Linked DNA regions of Homo sapiens: region 2 is linked to region 1. Evidence: read pairs that join two places in POLR2A ChIA-PET (ENCODE). Cell type or tissue: IMR-90. All regions are shown on one strand. Each heading gives the region's core, and the rest is flanking DNA. Links, peaks and the distances in the headings are about the cores only.

The links. ChIA-PET counts read pairs that join two places held together with the same protein. Peaks named below come from ENCODE experiments on the same cell type or tissue, not always from the same donor. Only the 100,000 strongest peaks of a DNase experiment are listed, where the experiment ranks them.
Region 2: POLR2A ChIA-PET joins it to region 1 with 15 read pairs; 2 of 35 experiments call an interaction of 5 or more read pairs at or near these places.

The regions. Positions count from the first base shown.
Region 1 is chr12:114,737,390-114,744,494 of GRCh38, reverse strand. The region is part of intron 1 of TBX3-AS1 (TBX3 antisense RNA 1); the gene reads right to left. LOC124900329 (small nucleolar RNA SNORA27) reads right to left here and starts at 6,791; the gene lies at 6,697-6,791. RefSeq lists an enhancer at 5,337-5,631. In IMR-90, for the core only: no CTCF peak of the experiment used is centred there; no DNase peak of the experiment used is centred there.
Region 2 is chr12:114,845,374-114,852,478 of GRCh38, reverse strand. No RefSeq gene overlaps it. Among named protein-coding and RNA genes, the nearest start is that of TBX3, 160 kb to the right of the region's middle. In IMR-90, for the core only: no CTCF peak of the experiment used is centred there; a DNase peak (open chromatin) is centred at 3,558; H3K27ac peaks cover 175 bases.

The sequences.
Region 1 (7,105 bases), core at 1,160-6,159:
CTCCCTGGGTCTCAGTTTCTTCATCTGTAAAATGGGCTTCACGATAATTACTCCTAAGTTACAGAGCTGTTCTGAGCCTTTTATGAGGCCGTATTTGCGAAGTGCTAAGAATAGTGCCCTGTGCGTGGTGTGCATTCAATAAATGTTGGCCATTGTTACAAACATTAGGATGTTTGAAATGAAATTCAAGAAAGACCAGCTCGCATTGGGAGCAGCAACTGGGTGTCACCATTACACTCACCCCAGCATGAAGGAAATTCACATCCTCTCAGGATGCCGGGGCAAGAACAAAAGGAAATCACACACCTTTCCCCTTTTCCCACAGGATCCCCTTTGGGGTGGGGGGCCAGTCCTCTATTTGGAAGTAGGAGACAGGTAGGCTCCCATGCCTGACTCCCCAAAGAAACAGATATTGGAGGGGAGTTATGCTGAGATTTTTTTATTTTTTGCAGAGATGGGATCTCACTACGTTGCCCAGGCTGGTCTCTAACTCCTGGGCTCAAGCAATCCACCCACCTCTGCCTCCCAGGTAGCTGGGATTACAGGCATGAGCCACCACACCCAGCCAGTTCTGAGGGTTGATGGAGGGCCAGGAATCCCCTCCCCAGCTTCCTGATTTCTCATGTCAATGGAGGAAATTCAGGTGAAGAAAGGACAGAATCTACACTCTGGGAGGCCCTGAACTTATCCCAAGCTCAGCTGCCCTTGGGTGGATGTTCTTGTTCCTGACTGTGGTGGGAGGACACACTTCTGCCCTACCACAGACCCTGTCTTTGGGCATTCCCAATGACAAAGGGGCAGTCCTTATGCCCTGGATCCAGAGGGACAGTCCTTGTGCCCAGCACCCCAGCAGCCTCCCTCTGGGAGACTGAGAGACAGCCTTCCCTTTTCTGTGTTTTTCTCTGCCTTTAATGCTCAGCCTAGAACTTGGAATATGTTAGGTGCTCAGCAAAAATGTGTGCTCACAGGAGCATGCTGCAGCAATTAAAGTGTGTATGTGTGTGTGTGTGTTGGACCTTCATGAGTGTGTGCACACATATTCGATGAGGATGCTTGTATCTTGGGGAGGTCCTATGACCCTGTGATACACGTGTGTGCATACACTCATGTCCCTACCGCTGGACATGGACTCTGTGTGCCCAATGAGTGTCTGCTTGAGGCCCTGCCTAGCCACAGACAGCCTTGGAGAGCCCACGCTCAGATGGCCACTCCAGACCTGGCAAGATGAAAATTTTAAATTGGAGATAGGGTGTTCTGGGGTGGAAGTAGGGTTATTGAAAACCGCTTAGGCTGGGTCCAGTGGCTCAAGCCATCTCAAATCTGTAAACTCAGCACATTGGGAAGACTCAATGGGAGTTCAAGGAGTTCAAGGTCAGACTGGACAACATAGCAAGACTCTATCTCTACAAAAAATAAAATAAAAATAAATTATTTTATTTATAAAAATGAAGAAAGTAGTGGCCCTCACTACTCAAGAGGCTGAGGCAGGAGTCTTGTTTGAGCTCAGGAGTTGGAGACTGCAGTGAACCATGATCACACCACTGCACTACAGCCTGGGTGACAGAGCAAGGCCCTGTCTCTAAAACAAAACCAAATGAAATTAATTTACATTGATTTGGTTTTCTGTCCACTGCTGGCCACAAATCACATTGACTAGTTCTCCCATTTCACTCTATCTCTGCTGTCTGTACCTCTGTGTGTGTGTGTGTGTGTGTGTGTGCACGCGTGCATGCACGCGCATGCCTGAGTACCCTGTCTCTATCTTTCTGCCTCCAGACCTGCCTCCATCTCTCTTTTCTGTGTTTATCTGGATCCCGCTCTCTTTTCTGCATGAGTTTGACTCTGAGTCTCCTTGCTCTCCTCCCTGCCCCATCTGTGTGGGTCCGGCAGCGTGCCCCTCCCTGCTGGCCTGTGAATCGTCACTCAGTGGCCCTGCCTGATCCAATGCAGGCCCCTTTGTTCACAGCCTACCGCCGCAAGCACTCCTCCACCCCTGCATCACCCTCCAGACCCTGCTTTCCTTTGCTCCTTCCCAAGTGGCCACCTCTCCAGCCCCTAATGTGAACAAAATGCCTGCCCGCCCTAACCAGGACAGCACTCAGGCATGGAGAGGTGGGAGGCAAGAGTCAGAGCTTGGCCACCAGCCACATGACCCCTGGGGCCATTAAGGAGACACCCCATCACCATTCCCTCTGCCCCACAATTCCTCCCCACTGCAGCTCAAAGCACCCCCAGGCAGCCCGCAGCACCTGGCAAGGGCAAGTTCGCGTTGAGGTTGGAGGCCAAATGCCTTCCCTGACTCTGGGTGGCCTTGGCCAAGTCAGTGTCCCTCTCTGAGTCTGTAACATAATGCCCAAGGCTCCACCTGACTCTAACTGGAGGGACACCGCAGTGCACCCCATGCCTCCCAGTGCCTGGTGGCATCCTTTACTCCTCCCATTTCCTGGAGCAGATGCAGAAAGCCTAAAATTTCTGTAGTGAAAAGGTCAGCTCCCCCACAGAGTCTCAAGGAATGGGAATCTCAGGATAAATCAACCCCAAAGCATCCATCAGCACATTTCTGCAGATATTGTTCACAGCTTAAATAATACCAATAATTGCAGAAACAATGGACTTCCTGGGACTCTGGCTTCGGGTGTCTGTGGTCATGTCAAGGACAGTCCAGCTTAATGCCCAATTTAGGGCTGGGAGGAAAGGGAGATGGGAGTTTTCGGGGTTTTTTTTTTGTTGTTTGTTTGTTTGTTTTGAGACGGAGTCTTGCTCTGTCACCCAGGGTGAAGTGCAGTGGGGCAATCTCAGCTCATTACAACTCTGCCTCTGGGTGCAAGAGATTCTCCTGCCTCAGCCTCCCGAGTAGCTGGGATTACAGGCGTGCGCCACCTCACCTGGCTAATTTTGTGTGTGTGTGTGTGTGTGTGTGTGTGTGTGTGTGTATTTTTAGTAGAGATGGGGTTTCACCATGTTGGCCAGGCTGGTCTCGTACTCCTGACCTCCAGTGATCCACCCACCTCAGCCTCCCAAAATGCTGGGATTACAGGCATGAACCACCCCACCCACCCAGGAGTTTTCTTCTCTCTGTCACATTGCCTCTGCATGTCCCTTTCCTTTCCCCTCTGCCTAGCTCCGATCATCTGTGTAAGTCTTTCCCTGTCTTGGGCCACTTACTAGCTGTGAATCTTAGGCAAGTGTTTTCACCTCTCTGAATCTCAGATGTTATACTATTAATTATAATACACCTGGCTCACATTAGGGACTAGACAAAGTACAGCGCTTAAATAATAACAATAATAATAATGAGGTGGAGGAAGGTGGGCTGGGTGAGGGTCTGCCGTGGACTATGTCTATGTGGGCCTAACATCAGTTTATATGCACCTAAGCTGCTGTGGTTGGGTATATATGCAGGCATTAACATGCAAAGCTTTTGGGCTTGGAGACCCTGAGCCGACACCCACCTTGAGTTCCACACCCCCAAGAAAAAGGAGGCCCCACACAAATCCCAGTGATGGGGAGACAATCTACTTCTCTTGTGGAAGCACATGTAGCCTATCCCTGGGCCGGGATCAAGAGGCCCTTTGGGTGCCTGACAAAGAAAGGGTGCTTCTTCAAAGATACAGTGAACCTCCAACTGCCATCACCCTCCAGAAGCCTGGGAGCCTCGATTTCATAGAACTTCAGGATTGAGGGACCGGTTGTGGTTGGCTCTGCTTCCTGGCTGTGGCCTCATGAGCGTCCCCGAGCATTATCACCACCAAGTGCCCGAGCAATTAAATAATCTGTACCACCATGATTTTGCATGATTTGCATGCTCCGTGTACCACCGTGATTTTGCAGAAACTGAGGCCCAAGGAGATTGAATGACTTGCATAAAGTCATAATAAGTTGAGGACAGAAGGGAAACACAGTTCTGTCTCAGGCCATACCCTTTCTTCTTCACTCAGAGCTGAGGGAAGTACCCTGGCCTGGGGTGGGGGCATGGGCAGTTATTCTCAGATCACTTGGATTCCATTTTTTTTTTTTTTTTTTTTTGAGACAGAGTCTCATCCTATTGCCCAGGCTGGAGTGCAATGCCGCAATCTTGGCTCACTGCAACCTCCGCCTCCCAGGTTCAAGCAATTCTCCTGCCTCAGCCTCCTGAGTAGCTGGGATTACAGGCATGTGCCACCACACCCAGCTAATTTTTTTTTTTTTTTTGTATATTTAGTAGAAGCAAGGCTTCACCATGTTGGCCAGGCTGGTCTCAAACTCCTGACCTCTTGACCCACCCACCTAGGCCTCCCAAAGTGTTGGGATTACAGGCGTGAGCCACCTTGCTGGCCTTTTTTTTTTTTTGAGACAGAGTCTCTCTCTGTTGCCCAGGCTGGAGTGCAATGGTGTGATCTCGGCTCACTGCAACCTCTGCCTCCCAGGTTCAAGTGATTCTCCTGCCTCAGCCTCCTGAGTAGCTGGGACTACAGGCGTGCACCACCACACTCAGCTAATTTTAGTATAGATGAGGTTTCACCATGTGATACACACACGTGTATCACCAGCCAGGCTGGTCTCAAACTCCTGACCTCAAGAAATCTGCCTGCCTTGGCCTCCCAAAGTGCTGAGATTACACTGGATTCCCTCTTGACTTAATGTAAGACCTTAGGTCATACTCCACCCCTCACCAGGCCTCAGTTTTCCCATCTAGAGGGTAGCTGGACCTACCATTCTGAGATCCTCTCATTCTGTTTTGCAACTTGCATCACAGAAAGTGAGAACCCACTTCCGCCAGAATGTGCCAAATTCACATGAAGTTAGTGCCTGCTGTAGGCCTCCTTCCTACTAGGGCAGGCAGCCCAGCCGTGCGACTGAACTAATGACTTAACCTCTCTGAGCCCCTTAAAGGAAACGATTGAAAGTCCTTACCTACAGAGCTGTTAACATAAGGGCTTAGCTTATAGTAAATGCTCAATAAATGCTGCTGTTTTTAAAACAGAGTCTCATTCTGCTACCCAGGCTGGAGTGCAGTGGCACAATCTTGGCTCATTGCAACCTCCGCCTCCTGGGTTCAAACAATTCTTGTGCCTCAACTTCTCGAGTACCTGGAATTTCAGGCATGTGCCACCATGCCCAGCTAATTTTTGTATTTTTAATAGAGACGGGGTTTTGCCATGTTGGCCAGGCTGGTCTCCAACTCCTGGCCTCAAGCAATCTGCCCACCTCGGCCTCCCGAAGTGCTGGGATTACAGGCATGAGCCACTGAGCCTGGTGTTATTATTTTTATTTTTATTTGCATCACCTGATTTCTGCCACTGCCCAGCTTTGATTACAAGACCTGCCTCCTCGCCCCCCTAGTCCAGCCTTCATCTCCTCCACTGCCCGTTTTGCCGTTGGACTAAGAGGAGATTGGGTAGGAGATAGATGGTGGACAGCCCTCAGCTTGCCGGCTGGTGCTCCAGCTAACTGCCCAAAGCCAAGGCTATCCACCCCGGAGAGGCCACCTTTGAAGTGACCGCCTTATGTAACTGCCCCATGCCTCCTCCCATCTTCCTGTTTGTCCCCAGAGCGACCTTGGGGAGGAAAACTGCAGCCTAGGACCAGTAAGCCTGGGGTTTCTTTCATGTGACTCAGGAGAGAGCTGGGAAGGGCAGAGGGATGCATATTGGTGGTTAGGGGTGCCTCTGCCTGAGTTTAAGTCCTGCAACCAGCTCTTTCTAGCTGTGTGACCTTGGGCAGGTTACTCAGCTTCTCTGTGCCTCAGTTTTCCTATCTGTCACGTGGAAAGTACCTAATGCATAAAGACATTGTGAGAAATATGTAAGTAGACAGTTTAGAACAGTGCCTGGCACATAATTACATGCTTAATAAAGGGCAGTTGTGGCTGGGCACAGTGACTCATGCCTGTAATCCCAGCACCTTGGGAGGCCAAGGTGGGAGGATCACTTGAGGCCAGGAGTTCAACACTAGCCTGGACAATATAGCGACACCTCATCTCTACTTTTTTATAACAATAAACATTATAAATATATATTAAAAAGGGCAGTTGTTATAGGTACTTAATCTTTTTTTTTTTTGTTTTCATGTTTCTTGTCAATATGTTTTCTCTGACAGGATACAATGACAGGCACCCAGTTTCTCTGGTTTGGTTTTGTTTTGTTTTAAGACAGGGTATCTCTCTGTTGCCCACTCTGGAGTACAGTGGCACAATCACAGCTCACTGAAGCTTTGACCTCCTGAGTTCAAGTAATCCTCCTGTCCCAGCCTCCTGAGTAGCTGGGACTACAGGTACAAACCACCATGCTTGGCTAATTTTTTAAATTTTTTATAGAAGGCCGGGTACACTGGCTCACGCCTGTAATGTCACTTTGGGAGGTCAAGGTGGATGGATCACTGGATGTCAGGAGTTCAGACCAACCTGACCAACATGGTGAAACCCCATCTCTACTAAAAGTACAAAAAATTAGCCAGCGTGGTGGTAGATGCCTGTGATCCCAGCTACTGGGGAGGCTGAGGCAGGAGAATCGCTTGAACCTGGTAGGCGGAGGTTATAATGAGCTGAGATGGCGCTACTGCACTCCAGCCTGAATGACAGAGCAAGACTCCGTCTCAAAGAAAAAAAAAATAGAGACGGGATCTCACTATGTTGCCCAGGCTGGTCTCTAACTCCTGGCCTCAAGTGATCCACTACATCTACCTCCCAAAGTTCTGGGATTACAGGCAAGGGCCACAGTACCTGGCCTCTGAGTTTTAAAAGGCCATTTCCTTTGCCCTACTTGAACAACCAATAAAGACATAAGCCTCAATGGTAAAATGAAAGGGGAGTGGTATTTAATAATCGTACATTAAGCTGTAAGATAATTATTGTTATTCAGAGCACTTGCTCAAAAGTGGACTTAGATCTTAGAAGGGTGGCTGAGAAACTAACCTCATCAGTCAGCCTCAATGTCTCCCACCTGTAAAATGGGGTTAACACCTAGCCACAAAACTGGCTGAAAATTGAAGGAGGCAGTCTGTGGAAAGAACAGAGCTGGACACTTACTGAGTGCTGAAGCTTACTTCAGTTGGATCATTCCCTGTGTGTCTCCACTGTCCTCCTTCCCAAGACTTCTCTTTTTTTTTTTTTTTGAGATGGGAGTCT
Region 2 (7,105 bases), core at 1,211-6,210, 110 kb before region 1:
AACATAGTGAGACCCCATTTCTACAAAAATTAATTAACAAATTAAAGGGAATGGTGTCCCAGACCAGGGTGTGCAGAGGAAGGGGCAGCCATAGATGGATGGAAGGCTGTCTAGGCTATGGAGTGCCATGACATGATGAATATAAGGAAAATTAGTGAATGACAGGATAACTTTTAGTTTTCTCTCTTGGGTGAGGAATCAGACTAGCCACAAGACAGGAAGCTTCCGTTTGAGATAAGCCCTGTAGTGTTTCACACCCGTCAGATTTTCCTACAACTGTGGGCAGAATTGAGCAGCTTGAGGCTAAGTTCACACATTGCTAACAAACATACGGGCATTTATTTAATTGGATCTACAGGATCTATCCTCTTTCTTGAAAGAATGACGATGAGTCAATGTTCCCTTATGAAGGTACCTTCAAGATTTCACGAAGCAAAGGCCGTAGTAAGACAGTCAGGGTTAAATAGCATCTTGGCACGGATGGGCAGAACAGAGGAGAATCCAGAGATCCTGAAGGCACCAACCCTCAAGACAAAATGGCATCTGTTTCCTTCTCCGCCTTTAAAAAGCCATCTTCCTCCCTCACTCACCCCTATACGGTAAATAACTTGGACAGTAAAGTTTAAGACTTGTGGCCCAGTGTGGTGGCTCATGCCTGTAACCCCAGCACTTTGGGAGGCAAAGGCAGGTGGATCACTTGAGGTCAGTAGTTCTAGACCAGCCTGGCCAACATGGTGAAATCTCATTTCCACTAAAAATACAAAAATTCGCCCGGCATGGTGGCAGGCACCTGTAGTCCCAGCTACTCGGGAGGCTGAGGTGGGAGGATCACTTGAACCCAGGAGGCAGAGGTTGCAGTGAGCCCAGATCACACCACTGCACTCCAGTCCATGTGACACAGTGAGACTCCATCTCAAAAAACAAACAAACAAAAAGAGTTAAAGACTTGTAGAGGAGGTCAAGAAATCTAAATGTCTTCAGTTTCATAGTTTAAGATGACTTACTGCTCCATGGTTTAGAGTTCAGAAAGAGTTCTTTTTTAATTAATTTGTAATAGTGTATGCTGTTATTATTTTTTGTATATCAAGGTTCAACTCTGCAAAGATGCAAACCCAACCACTCATTTAATTGTCTTCTTTATGGGAGGAATAAATGGGTTTAGGGTCAACGTGCCGCAGGCATCCAAGCCCTTTCTCAGCCAGCGCATTTTCAATCTGAGTAACTTAAATCCCAAACCTACAAGGGCCCAGAACTTATTTTCTTCATCTCTTGTAAAGGGCTGAGCAGACTGTGGTATTCAACAAGTCATAAATAATGCTATACGATATATCAATAGCATGTGCAGACTGGTTGGGAAAGGCTGATTCTGATCAAGTTAAGGCCCAAACATCACCCAAGCCTTGGGTTTCATCCAAATGTGACCTCGTGGTAAGACTTTTTGAAAATTGAGAGGAGGAATGTACCTGTTTCCCTGCATTTCCTCCATTCATATGGATGTCCTTGCAGGTAGGAGGATCAGGTTTTTCCAGAACAGAAGAATTTTTTCCATTTCTACATATTACTCATGATTCCTCTGGTTTCATACTTCATTGGCCTTCAGTTAATATCTTGTTAAATAATAATAAAAGCTAACATTTATAAAGCTCTTACGCTGTGTTGAGCACCATAATCATTGCTTTACACGGTGCATCTCCTTCAACCGTGACATTGACACCATGAGGTAGGTTTCATTATTCCCGTCTTACAGAAGGAAGGGCGGAAGTTCAGAGGGGTTTAGTCACTTGCTCAAAGTCACCAGCTAGTGAGTGGTAGAGCATGATTTTAACCCAGGCTTAGAACCACCCTATTATACTATGTCTGTAAATCATGATTGAATATCCTAACCTTTGTGCCTAAATCTAGACCAAAAAAGAGGAGGGAATGATTGAGACTCAGGGAAAAAAATAACTTGCCAGGTGATTCTTGAGTGTTTTTGGTTTGGTTTTTGGAGACGAAGTCTCACTCTGTCACCCAGGCTGGAGTGCAATGGTGCGATCTCAGCTCACTGCAACCTCCACTTCCCAGGTTCAAGGGATTCTTGTGCCTCAACCTTCCAAGTAGCTGGGATTACAGGCATGTGCCACCAAGCCCAGCTAATTTTTTGTATTTTTAGTAGAATCAGGGTTTCACCATGTTGCCCAGGCTGGTCTCAAACTCCTGAGCTCAGGTAATCTGCCAGCCTCGGCTTCCCAAAGTGCTAGGATGACAGGTGTGAGCCACCATGCCCGGCAGATTCTTAAGTGTTTAAGCCTCAGAGGAAGTAATGCATGCTGCATAAAACAGTTGATTGGCTCTGAGTATAACCAACTCCTTAATGTCACAGAAACTTGGAATTGGGCATTGAAAATAACTTCAGATATTATTTAGTCCGACCCTTTATCCTTCCACGGAATAATGTATCCTCTGCTTACATACGTCCAGGGCTGGGAGGCTCACTACCTCAAGTACCTTGAGTGGCCGGATGGGGAGGTTATCCTTTCCTCACCTTTAAACCTAAGCAATAAATTGGTGCCTAAATCCTGTTGCTTCCTTAGAAATACACATCCATCCACATAAGTCAACACTGCTTGGTTTGTTCTCTGGAGAAAACGGAGGATACCAGAACTCATTGAGCTCAAGTTTCCATATTCTACACCCAGCTCCATAATCCCCAAATCTACAAAAGCAAAACAAGATGGCACTGTTTTGTGGTGCATTCTGGGAGGCAGAAAAAAGTTTTGAAAGTTTTTTTTTGTTTGTTTTAACACAGGGTTTTGCCATGTGGCCCAGGCTGGTCTCAACCTCCTGAGCTCAAAAAATCCACTCACTCAGCTTCCCAAAGTGCTGGAGTTACAGGTGTGAGCCACTGCACCCAACCTCACATATTCTAAGGAAATGCCCAGGTAACCTCTGAAGCTCTTTCTCTCCCTTGGTGTCCTCTCAATGGCACAGGGGTATCATTCTGTTTCTCTGAACACTCAGGGGTTCAGATAGGACCTCTCCCAAGGTTGTAGTCCTAACTTTTAGCCTACCTTACTTCCCTTCTCCTACCAATATCCAGCCACCTCCACCCCCTTAGTCCCCATATGCTTGGTCAGGTGAAACTGTTGTGGTGACAAGTATTGTCCATGAAACCAGAGGAACCTGTGTTTATGTCCCACATTGATTGTGTGGCCTTGGACAAGCATCTTAGCCATTCTGAACCTCAACTGTTCCATTCAAAGACAGGCTTAATAATACCTACCTCAGTCCAGGCACGGTGGCTCACTGTAATCCCAGTATTTTGGGAGGCCGAAGCAAAAGAATTGCTTGAGGCCAGGAGTTCAAGAGCAACCTGGACAACACAGCAAGACCCTATCTCTATTTTTGAAGAAAAAAAATAGTAATAATAATAGCGACCTCAGAGGGATACAGCATATATAGAGGAATTAGTATCTAGTCCCTAGCACTTTAAAAAAAAAAGGCTCAATAAATACTAGCTTCTTAATGTTGAATCACACAACTGTTTTTCTCCATGCTAAGGGAATTCTGTGGTGTGAACAGGTCCCAAGAGAACTGAATGCTCAGTTCAGCATGACTCAACTGAAAACAAATCTTCTCTTCCAGGCCTCCCTGCTTCACGCAGAGTGTTAGTATTCTTTTGAGTCCAATTCTTGGATCACTTCACCCAAGGACACACAGGCCATATGCAGTTGAGCCAATGCTCCAACTCAAGTATGTGCAATGCCCAGACCCCTGCCTTCTCACATGGGCACCTGGACATAATTCAGGACAGAAAAAGAGAGGTCTGCATCTCCAATCCACACAGCCACTGCCTCTGCAGAAATAAGTACAAAGTGGGTACTCACCTATTTCATTCTCCCCAGCCATTTGGAGGGGTGTCATTTTGCAAGATCCCCAAACTCTGAAGAATATAGCATTCCTACAAGCAAATGACTAAGGTGACTTTCAAACTGAACACTCAATACTGGGCCCTCTTTTCACCTGGCACAGGTGTGTCTTTTGCAAAGGAGTTAAGCTAGCTGTGCTACCTCCCCAGATGTCTTGAATTCTAGCTCAGGGCTCAAGCTGACAACCCTCACCCTTAGCAGGTTCTATGAACACGTGCCAGCTTTACCACCTGCTAGCTCTGAAATAATATCCATTTGTATACTGATCTATAATGTATCTCTCCCCACTTATGTGAGCCCCGTGCCAGGAGGGGATTTCTGTGTCTCCAGTGCTGTTTCCTGGTGCCTAGAACCATGCCTGGCGCTCAAGAGATGCTGAATATATATTTGAATGAATGGATGAATAGACTAGCAGGCCTCTGTTTAATCATCTGTAAAATTAAGATTGTACTTTCTGCTGTGTGGTTACTGTAAAGATTCAATAGGAATGCCTGTGTGTGCAAAAAGCATGTCGTACGAGGACTTACAGAGTGTAAATATTTGGTAAGTGAGTGCTATTTAAAACAGATACACAGCACACACAGAGACACACAGAGACAGGGACAGACAAAAAGACAGACACAGACAGACAAGTACAGAGAGATATCGGGGCAGATAGAGACAGAAAAATGCAGACATGCAGACAGACACACAGACAGACAGATGTACAGACATATGCATGGACCCACACTCACACAGACACGCAATGGGACACACAGAAAGCAACAGGAATTCATCCCAGCTATGGCTCTGTTCCCTCACACACAGCCAACCTCCGCCCCAGTGCACCCCAACACCTCCCCCCTCCCCCGCCACCCCCCCAACTCCTGTTTGGAAAGTTGGGCTGGCAAGGCAGTTGGATTGGCTGAGACCCCTTCAGCGGTTTTATTTTTCCGAGTGCGGTTTTGAAGCGACATCGCAAGTAATGAGAGGAAATAATTCTGCTCATTGTTGAACAACCAGAGTACACCGTGGCAATGTGTATAACAGATGTGTGTGTGGGGAGGGATTTCTATACATGATTGTGTGCCCCGGTCTGCCTCTGAAGATGGGGAATTCAAATTGGCATTTTGATTCTTTTTAAAGGAAAGTAAGCAGGAGGAGAGCTTGAGCCCACTCCAGAGGTGTATTAAGTTGGACGGCCCTGAACATGTGGAGCATTGCCTGCAACCTGGCTTCTCCGAGAGAAACCATGAATGCATTCTGATGTTAATTCCTCAAATGTATACGATATCACACAATCGAGTTTTATCTTTACTTCCCCCAAAAAGAATCTTTAAAAACTTTAGACAAAGCAAAAAGCACTTCATGGCCCCATCTAGACAAGCCTAGGACTCTGGCTACCTTTGACGTGTAGCTGTGATATCAGACCTGTCCCTTGCTTCCTATAAAATTCACTTCATGTCTCTTCTTAATGACAAAGCCCACTCTCAGGCACTCCTGCCTGTCCCGCGCACTAAATATCTCCCCTTCCTCTGAGTTCTCCCAGCACTTGCGTTTTAAGTCAAGGATGCATTATCTTATCTTCATTCTTACTAAAGAGGCTTCTGCCGGAGGTCAAGGTCGTGCTCTTTCTCTCTTGAGAAGCCAGCAGCTTCCTCTGGTCCACAGGCATCAGCTACACCCAAGATTACAACTGGCTGCATGTGATCTACAATTCAGCCCCCGGACTTCTTTTGTTTGGCTCACAGAGTGTTGGCGCACGTGATATTTTTTTTTTAATTTGATTTATTTGCCAACATTTAAAAATCAGAAGCTTTCACACTGAAAAAATTCCAATTTTCTAGCTTTTCTTGAAAACTTGAAAGTTGTAGCAACATTAAACCTACATTTCTACAAGGTCATAATCAGCTAGAGCTGAGTGGTGGGTGGTCCCTTGAGATGGGATCCTGCATTTTGCCACAGTCCCCACCACTCCCTATTGCCCCTTGCACTGTGTCAGTTGCTGTTTATCATTGAGCTTCAGACAGTAATAGGTTTTATACCCATGTCTCTTGGCCTATAATCCCAGCAACTTAGGAGGCCAAGGCAGGAAGATTGCTTGAGGCCAGGAGTTTGAGACCAGCCTGGACAACATAGCCAGACTTCATTTCCACAAAAAAGTAGATAAAATATGTATATTTCTTTTAGTTAAAGGCCAGTGAGTGCACTGTCTCATGCTTCTATCTTCGTATTTTGCGAGGCTAAGGTGGGGGGATTGCTTGAGGCCAGGAGTTCAAGATCAGCCTGGGCCACGCGTTTTTATTTTATCTATAAAAATAAATAAATTTAAAAAATTAGCCAGATGCAGTGGCACACACCTGTGGTCCCGTCTAGTCAGAAGGCTGAGGTGAGAGGATCACTTGAGCCTGGGAAATCAAGGCTGCAGTGAGCTATGATTGTGCCACTGCACTCCAGCCTGGATGACAGACTAAGACTGTCTTAAAAAAAAAAAAAGTATACCCACGTCTCTTTCAAAAGTGGAGAAACAAGCCAGGAGCGGTGGCTCATGCCTGTAATCCCAACACTTTGGGAGACCGAGGTGGGCAGATCACTTGAGGCCAGGGCTTCAAGACCAGCCTGGCCTACATGGTGAAAGCCCGTCTCTACTAAAAATACAAAAATTAGCCCAGCATGGTGGTGGGCACCTGTAATCCCAGCTACTAGAGAGGCTGAGGCAGGAGAATTACTTGAACCCAGGAGGTGGAGGTTGCAGTGAGCCAAGATCACACCATTGCACTCCATCCTGGGCAACAGAGCGAGACTCCATATCAAAAAATAATAAATGAATAAATAAACAAACAAAAGTGGCAAAACGAAGGATCATAATGATTTATTGGTTGGTGCAAAAAGTAATTCCAGGTTTTGACATTACTTTTTAAATGGCAAAAAAATGCAATTGTTTTTTGCACCAACCTAATAATAACAAAAATAAAAGCTGGCCTTACCTGGAGTATTAGGCCCTTACCTGGAGTATTAGGCCCTTACCTAAGTTCATTATGTGAACGCATTCATTTAATCCTCACAGTGAAGCTCTGAGGGCTGGTAATGGGTGCTGTCTTATCATCATTATTATCACTACAATCACTCTATTTTAGAGAATAAAAAACTAAGGTACAGAAGTTAAGATAGATGAGGAACGCCATGTTTTTCAATGAAAATGGGACATATTCTTTGTG